Linked DNA regions of Homo sapiens: region 1 is linked to region 2. The links are chromatin contacts, found by Hi-C or POLR2A ChIA-PET in ENCODE. All regions are on one chromosome and are shown on one strand. Each heading gives the region's core, a stretch centred on a gene start or an enhancer-like site at or near the end of the contact. The rest is flanking DNA. Distances are from core to core; before and after follow the strand shown.

What was found. Hi-C counts contacts between places; a loop is a spot of excess contacts on that map. ChIA-PET counts read pairs that join two places held with the same protein, here RNA polymerase II (POLR2A). Pooled maps may share reads with other maps.
Region 1: a map of HCT116 shows a loop between it and region 2 (2.9-fold over the local background). The contact joins two enhancer-like sites. A Hi-C loop is called at or near these places in 3 of 168 maps with a recorded cell type or tissue (HCT116, HepG2 and endothelial cell of hepatic sinusoid), 1 of 37 single-sample maps with no recorded cell type and 1 of 50 pooled maps. POLR2A ChIA-PET finds 5 or more read pairs at or near these places in 6 of 52 experiments (A673, AG04450, Caco-2 and 3 more).

The regions. Positions count from the first base shown.
Region 1 is chr4:186,804,374-186,810,934 of GRCh38, forward strand. No RefSeq gene overlaps it. Among named protein-coding and RNA genes, the nearest start is that of FAT1, 84 kb to the left of the region's middle. RefSeq lists enhancers at 4,282-4,576, 6,020-6,561. Within about 2 kb of position 2,700, at least 3 of the 41 ENCODE cell types and tissues checked have a DNase peak (open chromatin) inside an H3K27ac peak, as active enhancers do; they include HCT116, where a contact is called at or near this core.
Region 2 is chr4:186,764,463-186,770,919 of GRCh38, forward strand. No RefSeq gene overlaps it. Among named protein-coding and RNA genes, the nearest start is that of FAT1, 44 kb to the left of the region's middle. RefSeq lists a silencer at 2,847-3,014. Within about 2 kb of position 1,254, at least 7 of the 41 ENCODE cell types and tissues checked have a DNase peak (open chromatin) inside an H3K27ac peak, as active enhancers do; they include HCT116, where a contact is called at or near this core.

The DNA of each region.
Region 1 (6,561 bases), core at 1,450-3,949, 41 kb after region 2:
CCTAATGACCACATCAAAGGCTCATATCATTTATCCAGATAATATGCCAAGAATCTGCAAGCACCTTGACAAGGAAACTTCTTTATGTGTAATATAAATCACGAATTGCTACCTTATTTAAAAACTGGATGATGATAACAGCTCTGTGACTCCATAAATTTGAGTTTCTAATATTATGCAGAAGAACATAAAACCTGTTTATGCATTATAATGCAGCAATAATGTATCTTCGCAATCATTGGCATAACTAAATCCACTAACTTGCCTGTAGCATGCATAATGACAAGTTTGCAAAATGCTCAGAATTTTAAATTTTGATTCACCTGCAGTTCAAATCCCTGCAGCAATTAAAGAAAAAACACACATATCAAAGCAACAAATACTTCTAACGGAGCAAGATACCGTTTTCAGGGAGAGTGTTTTCATGTGCCCTTTGAGGCTCTAGCAAAACCAGAGTCAAATAGGTAGATATACCTTCATTAATCATTTTGATCAGGACTTGTTTTGATATAAAGAAGATGTGGAGGTAAAACATTTTGATCAGGACTTATATTAAAATATAATCCACATCTTCTTTAAAATAAAGACTCACAGAAATTCAACAAAACACATGTTTAGTTTAAGCTGCCCAATGGGTTTTTTTCCATGCTTTTGGCTACTTTTGTGGATGCAAAATATGAAGTGAAGAAATGAGACATTTATCAGAATCAGGAATTGGCAAACTTTCTGTAAAAGTCTAGAAAGTAAACATTTGAAGAGGCAATTTGGTCTGTCAAAGCTACTCAACTGTGCTATTGTATCAGGACGGCAGCCTTAGACAATATGCAAATGAATGAGCAAGGATGTGTTCCAATAAAACTTTATTAAAACAGACAGTGGGCCAGTTGCAGCCTGTGAGTCACAGTTTGCCGACCCCCAATCCGGTTAATTTAAGACAAATCTTATCGTCTGTTGGAGAAAGTATTTTTTTTTCTCTAAATAATTGAGGTTGGCAGCCCCTATTAGTTAAGTTCAACTGAAGGTAGCTTAATTCTCCACTTGATTTGGTATGTGTAGACACAGGTTTTGTTATATTTTTAAAGCAAGACCTTTGAGAAGGCCAACCACCTGCCTTAGTTTATTAGAATTAATGAGGGATAAGAATGTATTGTCCTATGTAAAACAGAAGAAATCTTCCAGAAGAGGCTTAGTACTTGCAGGGAGCCTCGTACATTTTCACTTGGTTTTATAAAGGAGCCACTTCAAAGTTGGAGACACCAGAGAAAAGAGAGTAAGAAGAAAAGAATTTGTCAAGGCTAGAAATCAATCATTAACTGTGACATTAAACATGAACTTTGTATTCTTGTCGCTTCAAACAACAACAACAGCAAAATCTCACAATGCATTTGAAGTTGACAACTCACTCTGAAGAAGTTGTATAAATTTTTCCATTGTCTGAAATTAAAAATAAATGTCAATATATCTTACACTTGTTTACAATGAACTTTTCTTATAACACTGGTTATTCAGTTGTATAAAATAATTATGTCTTACAAAGATAATTCCACAATCTCAAGGATTTAAAAATACATTTTAAGATATAACATTTAGGCTGGCCTGATCCCAGCACTTTGGGAGGCCGAGGCGGATGGATCACCTGAGGTCAGGAGTTTGAGACCAGCCTAGCCAACATGGTGAAACCCTGTCCCTACTAAAAATATAAAAATTAGCCAGGTGTGGTGGCGTGTGCCTGTAAATCCAGCTACTCAGGAGGCTGAGACAGGAGAATCGCTTGAACCTGGGAGGCAGAGATTGCAGTGAGCCAAGATCCCACCACTGCACTCCAGCCTGGGTGAAAGAGTAAAACTCTGTCTTAAAAAAAACAAAAAAAAAATGTAAACCCAAATGAATGTGTTCCAAAAGGGAAAAATACTATTTGTTTCAGCCTCGTATTTAAAAAATTATGTATCTAAAATTTGTATTAAATTTTTCAAGGTTAGTTTTTGTCATTCCATGAATCAGGCAGAATCTAAATCAAGGCCACTTTTTATTGCATTTTTAAGTTTGTAGGGAAATATAATCCAAACTCAGTAGTGGATGTACTAGGATAATACATTGTAAGTTGTGATCAGTTGTGACTAATTGAAACTGAGAGATTTATATGGAACTGCACTTATTAGGGCAAAGCTATTGTTTTCTTTGCCAGGTAGCAAAAATATGTTTTTTAAGCTTACACTTGTTTCCAAAGGACATTTTCTGGAAAGTTGTCCACATTGTTTTTCTAATGTTGCAAAGACAGTTTGCAAACATTCAACAAATTACCTAACTCTTGCAGTTTGCATTTTCCCCATTTCTATGAAGTATCAAGTGTTGAAAATTCCTCTACAGTCCATAGGCATTTTGTTCTGGCTCCAAAGAAAATTATACTTTTGAAACATAAGGAAAGATTTTACAATGTGTATCTTTTCTTTCAAATGAGGCTTGACTTTTAAGCTTGACGTTTGAAAACTTGAAGATGGACGACATTGATAAATGATACTTTCATATACAGAAGGAAGAAAAGGAATTGGAGAACAAGCTTATAACTGCAGTTTGTAAAATCTGCTAATAAGCCTGCTAATGGGAGACAGATTAAGGAATGTATTTTGCCACAGACTTATCCCTATAGCAGCTACAGCAAAGAACTATGATTTGGGCTTTCAGTTCCTAAGCTACAGTTTTTGTAATGGAAAAAACAAGCGACACAGGTTACTGAGTGATGGACAACGGTGTGTTTGTTAATTGTGTTTACGTATTCACAGAGATGTTCTTTACACTACTTCAGCACAAAACTGCATTTGGATGTAAAACAGCATTTTCATTTAATGATGAAACTGTAAATACGTAACATGGCCCCAGCACTTTCTCTTGCTTGTGTGCTTGTGATCTCATCACAGCCATGCTTGTTTTGAGGGAATTTCTGGCTGCCTTTGCTCATTTGTACGGTCTTAGATCTGATGACCTTTACATTTATGACCTAGTAAATTATCTTCCTCAGCTTTGGAACAAAAAGAGATGGGCCAGTAGTTTTAATCACAAAGGAACCTGGCAATGACCCTGCTAATAGAATACAGATTCTACAATACGTGCTGCAGCTAGTCACCCTTACATTTACTTACATGTTGTTTTACCTTAAAATATTACCGACCTAAGAAATATGACTTTTAAAGCAGTGTAATGAAAAACAGCTCATATACACATTAAGTCTGAGAATATTCTCATGCATCTTTTTTTGTGGAAGCATGTCTATTAATATTTTTAATTAAAGATACAGTGCAGCTTTTTCAAATGCATTAAGTGTTTTATGAAAAAACAAGCACGTGGTAGTATTTATGGGAAAGCTACCACTCATGTTTTTTCGGAATGAATGTTTTAGTAGAATATGTATATGACTGTCTAAATATATGTGTATACATACACACACATATGTATATATAAATAATCTTTGAAAATTGCTGAAGTGTGTGAGCATTTCAGGTTTAACTATATTGTTCACCTGAAATAAGTGAATACATGTAAGTGCTGACCCCGTAAAGAGTTAGATATCCCTGATAGGAGGAATTTCTGACATAGTGTCAACAAGTTCTTGCAGATCCAGATCAAGCCAGCTGCAACTGGGGTAACAGAATCCTTTCACGGTGTTACGAATGGATGATTTTCAGTTAGAGGCTATTAGTTGAGGATTACAGTGCCAGGCAAAATGATGAAGTTCAAGTACTTTGGAGAAAAATTCATCTCTGTGTTGCCATTTACCTTCTAGACATTCTGAAACAAATTTGGCCATGAGCTAGAATTTCCTGTAAAATTTTAACAGTTTTAAAGGAGTGTCTTACTGCACAACAAGGAATGCCTTGGCATGAGAAAACATTTTTGGAAAAGGAAGAATCATGGGAGATTTTTATCAAATAATGAAGAACTAGAAGGGAGGCGGGACATTGTGGTTTGAAAAAATGGCTGGCTTTGGTAGATTAAAACCTCTGATGTTGCCTTTGGAAAGTTGTTCCAGATGAAATTTTTCCACAGAATACTTAGGTAATAAGTCAATTCTCTGGGTAATTAGGCTGTGTCTACATACTTACATATACAGTCAGGCATCACCTAACAGCAGAGATACGTTCTGAGAAATGCAGCACCAAGCAATTTTGCCGTTGTGTGGACAGCATAGAGTGCACTTATACAGACCTAGACGGCACAGCCTCCTCCACACCTGGGCCATATGGTACAGCCTGTTGCTCCTAGACTATACACCTGCACAGCAGGTGACTCTACACTCTAGGCAATTGTAATACAACGGTTTGTATTTGTATATCTAAACGTAGAAAAGATACCGTAAAAATACAGTATAAAAGAAAAAGTTGTACATCTGTATGGGGAGCTTACCACGAGTGGAGCTTGCAGGACTGGAAGTGGCTCTGGGTGAGTCAGTGCGTGGGTGGTGTGTGGAGGTGAAGGCCTCAGACATGACTACGCACCACTGTGGACTTTATGAATGCTGTACACTTAGGCTGCACTAAATTATAAAACAGTTTCTTTCTTCAATAATAAATTAACCTTAGTTTACTGCAGCTTGTTAAACTTGATATACTTTTATTTTTAAAAAACCTTTTGATAACACTTAAAACGCTTTTAAGAACACTTAGCTTAAAACACAAATATACTGTACAGCTGTACAAAAGTATTTTTTCTTTATATCCTTATTTGATAAGCTTTTGACTGTTTAAAATTTTCTATTTTTATTTTTACTTTTTAAATTATTTGTTTAAAAACTAAGACACAAACACACACATTAGCCTAGGCCTGCATGGGGTCAGGATCATGAATATCACTGCCTTCCACCTCCAGATCTTGTCCCACTGGGAGGGCTTCAGGGGCGATAACACGCATGGAGCTGTCAGCTCCCATGACAACAGTGCCTTCTTGGATACCTCCTGAAGGGCCTGCCTGAGGTTGTTTCACAGTTAAGTTTTTTTGGTAAATCCATAAGCCAGTGACATAGTCATTTATTATTATTATCTAGTGTTATGTACTATATAATAATTGTATGGGCTAGAATTTTATACAACTGGGAACACAGTAGGTTTGTTGACACCAACATCACCACAAATACATGAATAATGCTTTGCCTCACGTCACTAGGCAATAGGAAGTTTTCAGCTCTATTATAATCTTATGAGACCATCATCATATATGTGGTCCATCTTGACTGAAAGTCCTTATGTGGCATACGACTATATTTAGTTTGGGAATTTTTGTAGGATTTAACAGATATATTTATTTATTTATTTTTAAAAACTATTGAATTTCATTTTAAAAGTGCACATATTCTAAATGTATACAGCTTGATGAATTTTACAATTTTCACTGTAGTATCCAGTCCCTACATCAAGAAACATAATATATTACCAGCATCTGAGGATCTCTGCTTGTATTTCTTTTCTCCTCATCCCTGTAGTAGCCACTATCTTTATTTCTAAATTATAGATTAATTTTGACTTTGTTACCTTATATGAATTGATTTACAGAAAATGTATTATTTGGTATCTGGATTCTTTCTCTTGACATTACGTTTATTAGATCCATCTGTGTTACTATGAGTAGCTTTCTATTGTTAAGTTTCATTGCTGTATGTATTTTATTGTGTGAATATATCACAATTTTTCTATTCATTCTTCTATTTCTTGGGTAGTTTTTAGTTTTAATGATTATGAGTAGTGCTACTACAGATATTAGTGTACATGTTTTTTGGTGAATATATCTATGCACTTCTGTTGTGTACATCTCTACCTTTAAAAATATATATATCATAGTTATTATAAAAGTATTTGCCAACTCCAATATTGAAATAATCTGTGGGGCTGCATCAATTGTCTTATTTTTTCTTCTTGATTATCGATCATATTTTCTTGGTTCTCATATGCCTAGTAATTTTTGATTTTATGCTGCATATTGTGAAGAAAATAATTACAGAAGTTCCAGATGACTTTATCTTCTGCCGTTGTGCAGGCAGATAGAAATAGAGTAAGAGGATTATAAATTCAATTCAATCACAGATTGAATTGGGTTGGGACTGGGTTGCAGTGTTAGTAAAATTCAGTCTATATCTTACTTGCTGCTCTTCTTCAAATATGGTCCTCATGGTATTTTGAGTGGAATTTGTTAGTTGTTCTTCTTTTTAGTCCAAAAAGACTGCAAGAGATCCAGATCTGTACTTTGAAAGTTCCCAGCCCAGCTCTCAGGCCACCTTTTCCATGAAACTTCAAGAAATGGCAAAAATCTCAAGAGAGACTAATCATGCCCTTGAGGCAGTTCTCTCCCCTGGCATGAGTGTTTCTTAAACACTATGAAACTGCAGGAGATCCATTCTGCTTCTGAGGACAATAGGCTTAGCTTTACAGCCTCCTGCGCAACCTCAACATTCAACGAACGTCCCAGGAGGTAAAACAGTAGTGTGTTTCTGGCTCCTCCCTTCCAGTTTTCCAATTTGTCCTCTGGCTCTATACAACTGCTAAATGCTTTGGTGGCTTTTCTTTTCCAAGATAATGA
Region 2 (6,457 bases), core at 4-2,503:
AACAAGTAATGGTAAAAATAAAAATACTGAAAAACTTTCAGCCCAGGCAGAGAGGGAGGGGCTTTCATTTTGTCACAGTATTTTTTTGTTTTTTGTTTTGGGACAGGGTCTTGCTCTGTCGCCCAGGCTAGAGAGCACTGGTGTGATCATAGCTCATTGTAGCCTTGACCTCCTGGGCTCAAACGATCCTCCTGTCTCAGCCTCCTACCATCATGTCTGGCTACTTTTTTTTTTTTTTGGTAGATACAGGGTCTCACTATGTTGCCCAGCCTGGTCTAGAACTAAGTTCAAGCAATCCTCTTGTCTCGGTTTCCCAAAGTGCCGGGATTATGGGTTTGAGCCACCATGCCTGGTTGCAGCATTTTAAAACAGCCTAGATGTATTCTCTTAATCAAGTAGAGGAAGAAAGGGTGCCATTAGAAAAAGAGGCATCAACGCAGAGGTCCGTAATTATTATGAAATGGCTCTCCCTCAAAACTTAGCAGAAAAAAAATTACAAGCAGTAATCACTTGTAAATTATTTATGTTTTCTAATGTGCTCTAACTTTCCATTTCTGTGCTTATAAACTTTGCTTTTACAATCCGTTTGTGTTTGTGACTGAGTTACAGAATAATGAATAGATATTATTGTGCAAGTGGCGTGGACTATCATAAGCTATCCTTTGGTTATTGTTGGCATGCTACGACGTTTTTAAGAAAGGGGGAAAAGTCTCAGTGGATAAAGTTGTACGTGTTTGATGTCCTGTTGTTGCCTAGGGCTTTAGCAACCCTGAGTGTGCCCAGTTGCCAGCACATTTGGATTCCTGAGGGGTTCTTAGCAGTGGCTAGTGGTAGTCATTGCATCTGCCAACTTTCTGAAAGCGGATGTGGCCGGTGAATGTGGGTGCGGCCAGTGAATGTGGGTGTGGCTGATCTGGCCATGGCTCTGCCTCAGATCTCCAATCATGCAGACAGATGTGCCTGAGGCATCGATCGAGGAGGGGGCTGCAAAAAGGAGCTGCAAATGTTGGTGTTTTTATGTAGTTTATGTTCCATTCCATCTCACCCCATGTAAGCCAGGAGAGAGGGCCGTTTCCTACTCTCGTAAATTTAAGTTCTTTTCCTTTTAGAAAAAGAACATATTTTGAGCTACCTTTTATGTAGCTGGTGCAGATATTTTAAAAAATGTAATATACCAGAAGCAGTATTTTTCCTGGTATTAATGATTAGTATGAATCACTACATGATTGAGGGAACACCATAGCCTGTTTATTCATCTTGGAGACTGTCAGGGCTGAACTGGGCTAATCATGTTTGCTTTTTGCAGCCCCGTGGTGTGGTTAGCCTTTTGTCTTCCTTGTAATGTGCTAGGGTTTGCTTGCGGCCTGTGTCCCGTCCTCCCTGCAGACAGCTGAATGACAGGCCTTCACCAGCGCTCTCTGTATGCCCTGCACTGTAACCTGATTGGCCAGGAGCCTAATGGGAAATGGCCTTCAACCTCTGCACCTACGTTCATGAAAAGCCATTGCTCTTACATAATCAAAGTGCTCAGGCTCTCGCTGATGAATCCAGAGACTAACCACGTAATCTAGAAGAAATTCATCTTTGTCCCCAAGGCTCCCAGCATTTGGCAATTATTGAACAGGTGGTAGATACTTCCTCTGTTGACAGGAACAAAAGGCAAAGGGCCTGCCTAGGAGGTTGAGGAGCTATTAAGGAATGCTGCCCCAGGACAACTCTCTAGCAGCAGCAGTGAAAGAGCAGGAAGACCCTTGCTAAATCAGTGACTGGGAACACTCGCATTTACCATCCCAGAGATCAGATCCTGTTAGGGAGCAGCTAGCAGGATTCCAGCTTATCTGGTCCTTTCTCACCCGGCTACTGCCTTGATTCTTACCCGCTACCCTGTGGGGAGGGGTGGCGGGGTGGGTTGGCTGATGTGATCTTAGAGTTATTTACCTAGATGGGGAGAGGCTCTTAAAACATATCTACAATGCGGCGGAGTGCGGTGGCTCACGTCTGTAATCCCAGCACTTTGGGAGGCCGAGGCGGACAGATCACCTAAGGTTAGGAGTTCGAGACCAGCCTGACCAACATGGTGAAACCCTGTCTCGACTAAAAATACAAAAATTAGCCATCGTGGTGGCTCATGCCTGTAATCCCAGCTACTCAGGATGCTGAGGCAGGAGAATTGCTTGAACCCGGGAGGTGGAGGTTGCAGTGAGCCAAGATTGTGCCCTTGCACTCCAGCCTGGGCAACAGAGCAAAACTCTGTCTCAAAACAAAACAAAACAAAACATATCTATAATGCCTAAGATTCCACAGGTCAGGGATGTAGTCAACCCTGTGGTATAGAAAATTGTGACCTTGAGAAGCCTCCTATTGTTCACCTAATGGTTTAGGGATATTTGAGAGGCCAACTTTTATTGTACATAGACTTGAATCATTAAATGGTAGTGTTAGAACTAGAAAACCAGAGACAATTCAATCACTTTAGCTTTAGTTCCTGACCAGAAAAATCACTTGGCCTGGCAATCCGCATGAGTTTTGCTGTTGTTTTTGCTAAGAAGCCTGTGGTGACAGCACCACGCAGGTCATCTCACTTAATCCGATAGATCTTATTCATCAGGAATAAATAAAGGATCTTATTTATTCCCATTTACAAATGTGGCACCCGAGAAAAAACTTTGACTTTCTCTTGTGTAAAGGCCCATGCTCCTTCCACTACTGTGAAGGCTCTTGTCTTGAATGAGGGAGACGATAAGATAGAAATATATTGAGATTTTCTTTTCCCTTTTGATACAGGGTCTCGCTCTGTCGCCCATGCTGGAGGGCAAGTGGTGCAATCACAGCTCACTGCAGCCTCAACCTCCCAGGCTCAAGGGATCCTCCCACCTCAGCCTTCCCAGTAGCTGGGACAGCAGGCATGTGCTACTATGCCTGGCTAATTAAAATATATGTATACATATATTTTTGCAGAGATGCAGTCTCATTATGTTGCCCAGGCTGGTCTCGAATTCCTGAGCTCAAGTGATCCTCCCACCTTGGCCTCCCAAAGTGCTGGGATTACAGGTGTGAGCCACTGCACCCAGCCTGTTTTTTCTTTAAAATTATCCAGATTTTTATTTTAATCTGGTTCCGTCTACAGAAAAATATGATCTGCTGCCCTCATTTTCTCCTCCCCACTCCCCATAGATCCACTGCGCAGAGCTAGTCCCCGCGTTAGGGGGCCTCCACTTCAGGAATGTTACTCCTCGCAATCTCGTATTTGCAGCATTTTCATGGCTGTTTCTCAGCAGAACTCGACTCCTAAAATGAATTACATAGCCAGCTTACGGTCCTTCGAAAGCTATACATGTGCTAAAATTAATATGTAAGAAGGTGATTATATAGAAACTTAGCTGATGCTATTGGATGGGATTAATATTGCAGAATGTTTCTTGTTCCCTCAAAATTTGTTCTCCCCTTTGTTTACAGTAATCCAGCTTAGCCAAAGGGCAGCCTGGCCTCACTGGGGCCACATTTCCCATCAGCTGCCAGCCAGGTTTGATCACGTGACTGTGTTCTTACTCTTGGGATGTGAGTGGAAGTAATGGGCGAAACTGCTCTATCCCTTGTCCGGAAAGAAATTGCTTGCCCTCTCAGGCAGGAGAAGGAAATAAAGGGTATTCAATTAGGAAAAGAGGAAGTCAAATTGTCCCTGTTTGCAGATGACATGATTGTATATCTAGAAAACCCCATCGTCTCAGCCCAAAATCTCCTTAAGCTGATAAGCAACTTCAGCAAAGTCTCAGGATACAAAATCAATGTGCAAAAATCACAAGCATTCTTATACACCAATAACAGACAAACAGAGAGCCAAATAATGAGTGAACTCCCATTCACAATCGCTTCAAAGAGAATAAAATACCTAGGAATCCAGTTTACAAGGGACGTGAAGGACCTCTTCAAGGAGAACTACAAACCACTGCTCAATGAAATAAAAGAGGATACAAACAAATGGAAGAACATTCCGTGCTCATGGGTAGGAAGAATCAATATCGTGAAAATGGCCATACTGCCCAAGGTAATTTATAGATTCAATGCCATCCCCATCAAGCTACCAATGACTTTCTTCACAGAATTGGAAAAAACTACTTTAAAGTTCATATGGAACCAAAAAAGAGCCCACATCGCCAAGTCAATCCTAAGCCAAAAGAACAAACCTGGAGGCATCACGCTACCTGACTTCAAACTATACTACAAAGCTACAGTAACCAAAACAGCATGATACTGGTACCAAAACAGAGATATAGACCAATGGAACAGAACAGAGCCCTCAGAAATAACGCCACATATCTACAACTATCTGATCTTTGAGAAACCTGAGAAAAACAAGCAGTGGGGAAATGATTCCCTATTTAATAAATGGTGCTGGGAAAACTGGCTAGCCATATGTAGAAAGCTGAAACTGGATCACTTCCTTACACCTTATGCAAAAATTAATTCAAGATGGATTAAAGACTTACGTGTTAGACCTAAAACCATAAAAACCCTAGAAGAAAACCTAGGCAATATCAGTCAGGACATAGGCATGGACAAGGACTTCATGTCTAAAACACCAAAAGCAATGGCAACAAAAGCCAAAATTGACAAATGGGATCTAATTAAACTAAAGAGCTTCTGCACAGCAAAAGAAACTACCATCAGAGTGAACAGGCAACCTACAGAATGGGAGAAAATTTTTGCAATCTACTCATCTGACAAAGGGCTAATATCCAGAATCTACAATGAACTCCAACAAATTTACAAAAAAAAAAAAACAACCCCATCAAAAAGTGGGTGAAGGATATGAACAGACACTATTCAAAAGAAGACATTTATGCAGCCAAAAGACACATGAAAAAATGCTCATCATCACTGGCCATCAGAGAAATGCAAATCAAAACCACAGTGAGATACCATCTCACACCAGTTAGAATCACCATTCTAACAGGAAACAGCAGGTGCTGGAGAGGATGTGGAGAAATAGGAACACTTTTACACTGTTGGTGGGACTGTAAACTAGTTCAACCATTGTGGAAGTCAGTGTGGCGATTCCTCAGGGATCTAGAACTAGAAATACCATTTGACCCAGCCATCCCATTACTGGGTATATACCCAAAAGATTATAAATCATGCAGCTATAAAGACACATACACATGTATGTTTATTGTGGCACTATTCACAATAGCAAAGACTTGGAACCAAGCCAAATGTCTAACAATGATAGACTGGATTAAGAAAATGTGGCACATATACACCATGGAATACTATGCAGCCATAAAAAATGATGAGTTCATGTCCTTTGTAGGGACATGGATGAAGCTGGAAACCATTATTCTCAGCAAACTATCGCAAGGACAAAAAACCAAACACCGCGTGTTCTCACTCATAGGTGGGAATGGAACAATGAGAACACATGGACACAAGAAGGGGAACATCACACACCGGGGCCTGTTGTGGGGTGGGGGAAGGGGGCAGGGATAGCATTTGGAGATATACCTAGTGTTAAATGATGAGTTACTGGGTGCAGCACACCAACATGGCACATGTATACCTATGTAACTAACCTGCACGTTGTGCACATGTACCCTAAAACTTAAAGTACAATTAAAAAAAAAAAGATGTTAAAAAAAGAAAAAGAAATTGCTTGCCCTCCAATTCTGGTCTTATTTCTTCCTGAAACCTGGATCATGGATGTGGCACTGATTCAATGAGGTAGGCAAAGAGAATGCCCTAAGGCAGCAGTTCTCAATTTGCCATCCCCTGGATCCCTAGGGACCCCGGGGCAGTTTCAGTGGGTCTGAATTGTCAGAGCCACTTCAATAATTGTACTAAGTAGTTGTTGGCCTTTTTCACTGGGTTGACCTTTGTGCTGATGTTGGCAATGCTGATTCCTTGAGTCAAGGTAGTGACACCGAGTAGTCCCTGAATTCTTCACTGCTGTACACCCACAGAAGAAAAGTGCCAGTTGCACTTAGAAATATCCTTGATGAAGCTGTAACAATGATTGATATTATGAAACCCAGAACTTTGAGTACCTGGCTTTAAGCAGTATGTGTAAACATATAAGGAGTATGCATAAAACCGTCATGCATATGAAGCATAAGGATTGTTTGGAAGAGAAGTGCTTGTGCAACTCTTTGAGCTGAGAACTGAACCATTCTTTTTTTTTTTTTTTTTTTTGTAACACCATTTTACTTGCAAAAACAACTGATAGACAAATCCTGGTTATTCAGACTTGGGGACTTGGCAGACATTTCCTTGGAAATGAGCGATGGAAGCCTGTTGCTTCAAGGAAAATAACTGATGGTGTTTGTTGCCAGAGATAGAATTCAAGCTCTATCAAAAGGAAATCAGAACTGGAAAACCTGTATCTGCTGTTATGAGCTTGATAGCTTCCCAATGCTCCATTTAAAGACTTCTCTGATGCGATTGGTGTTACTATTAATGAATT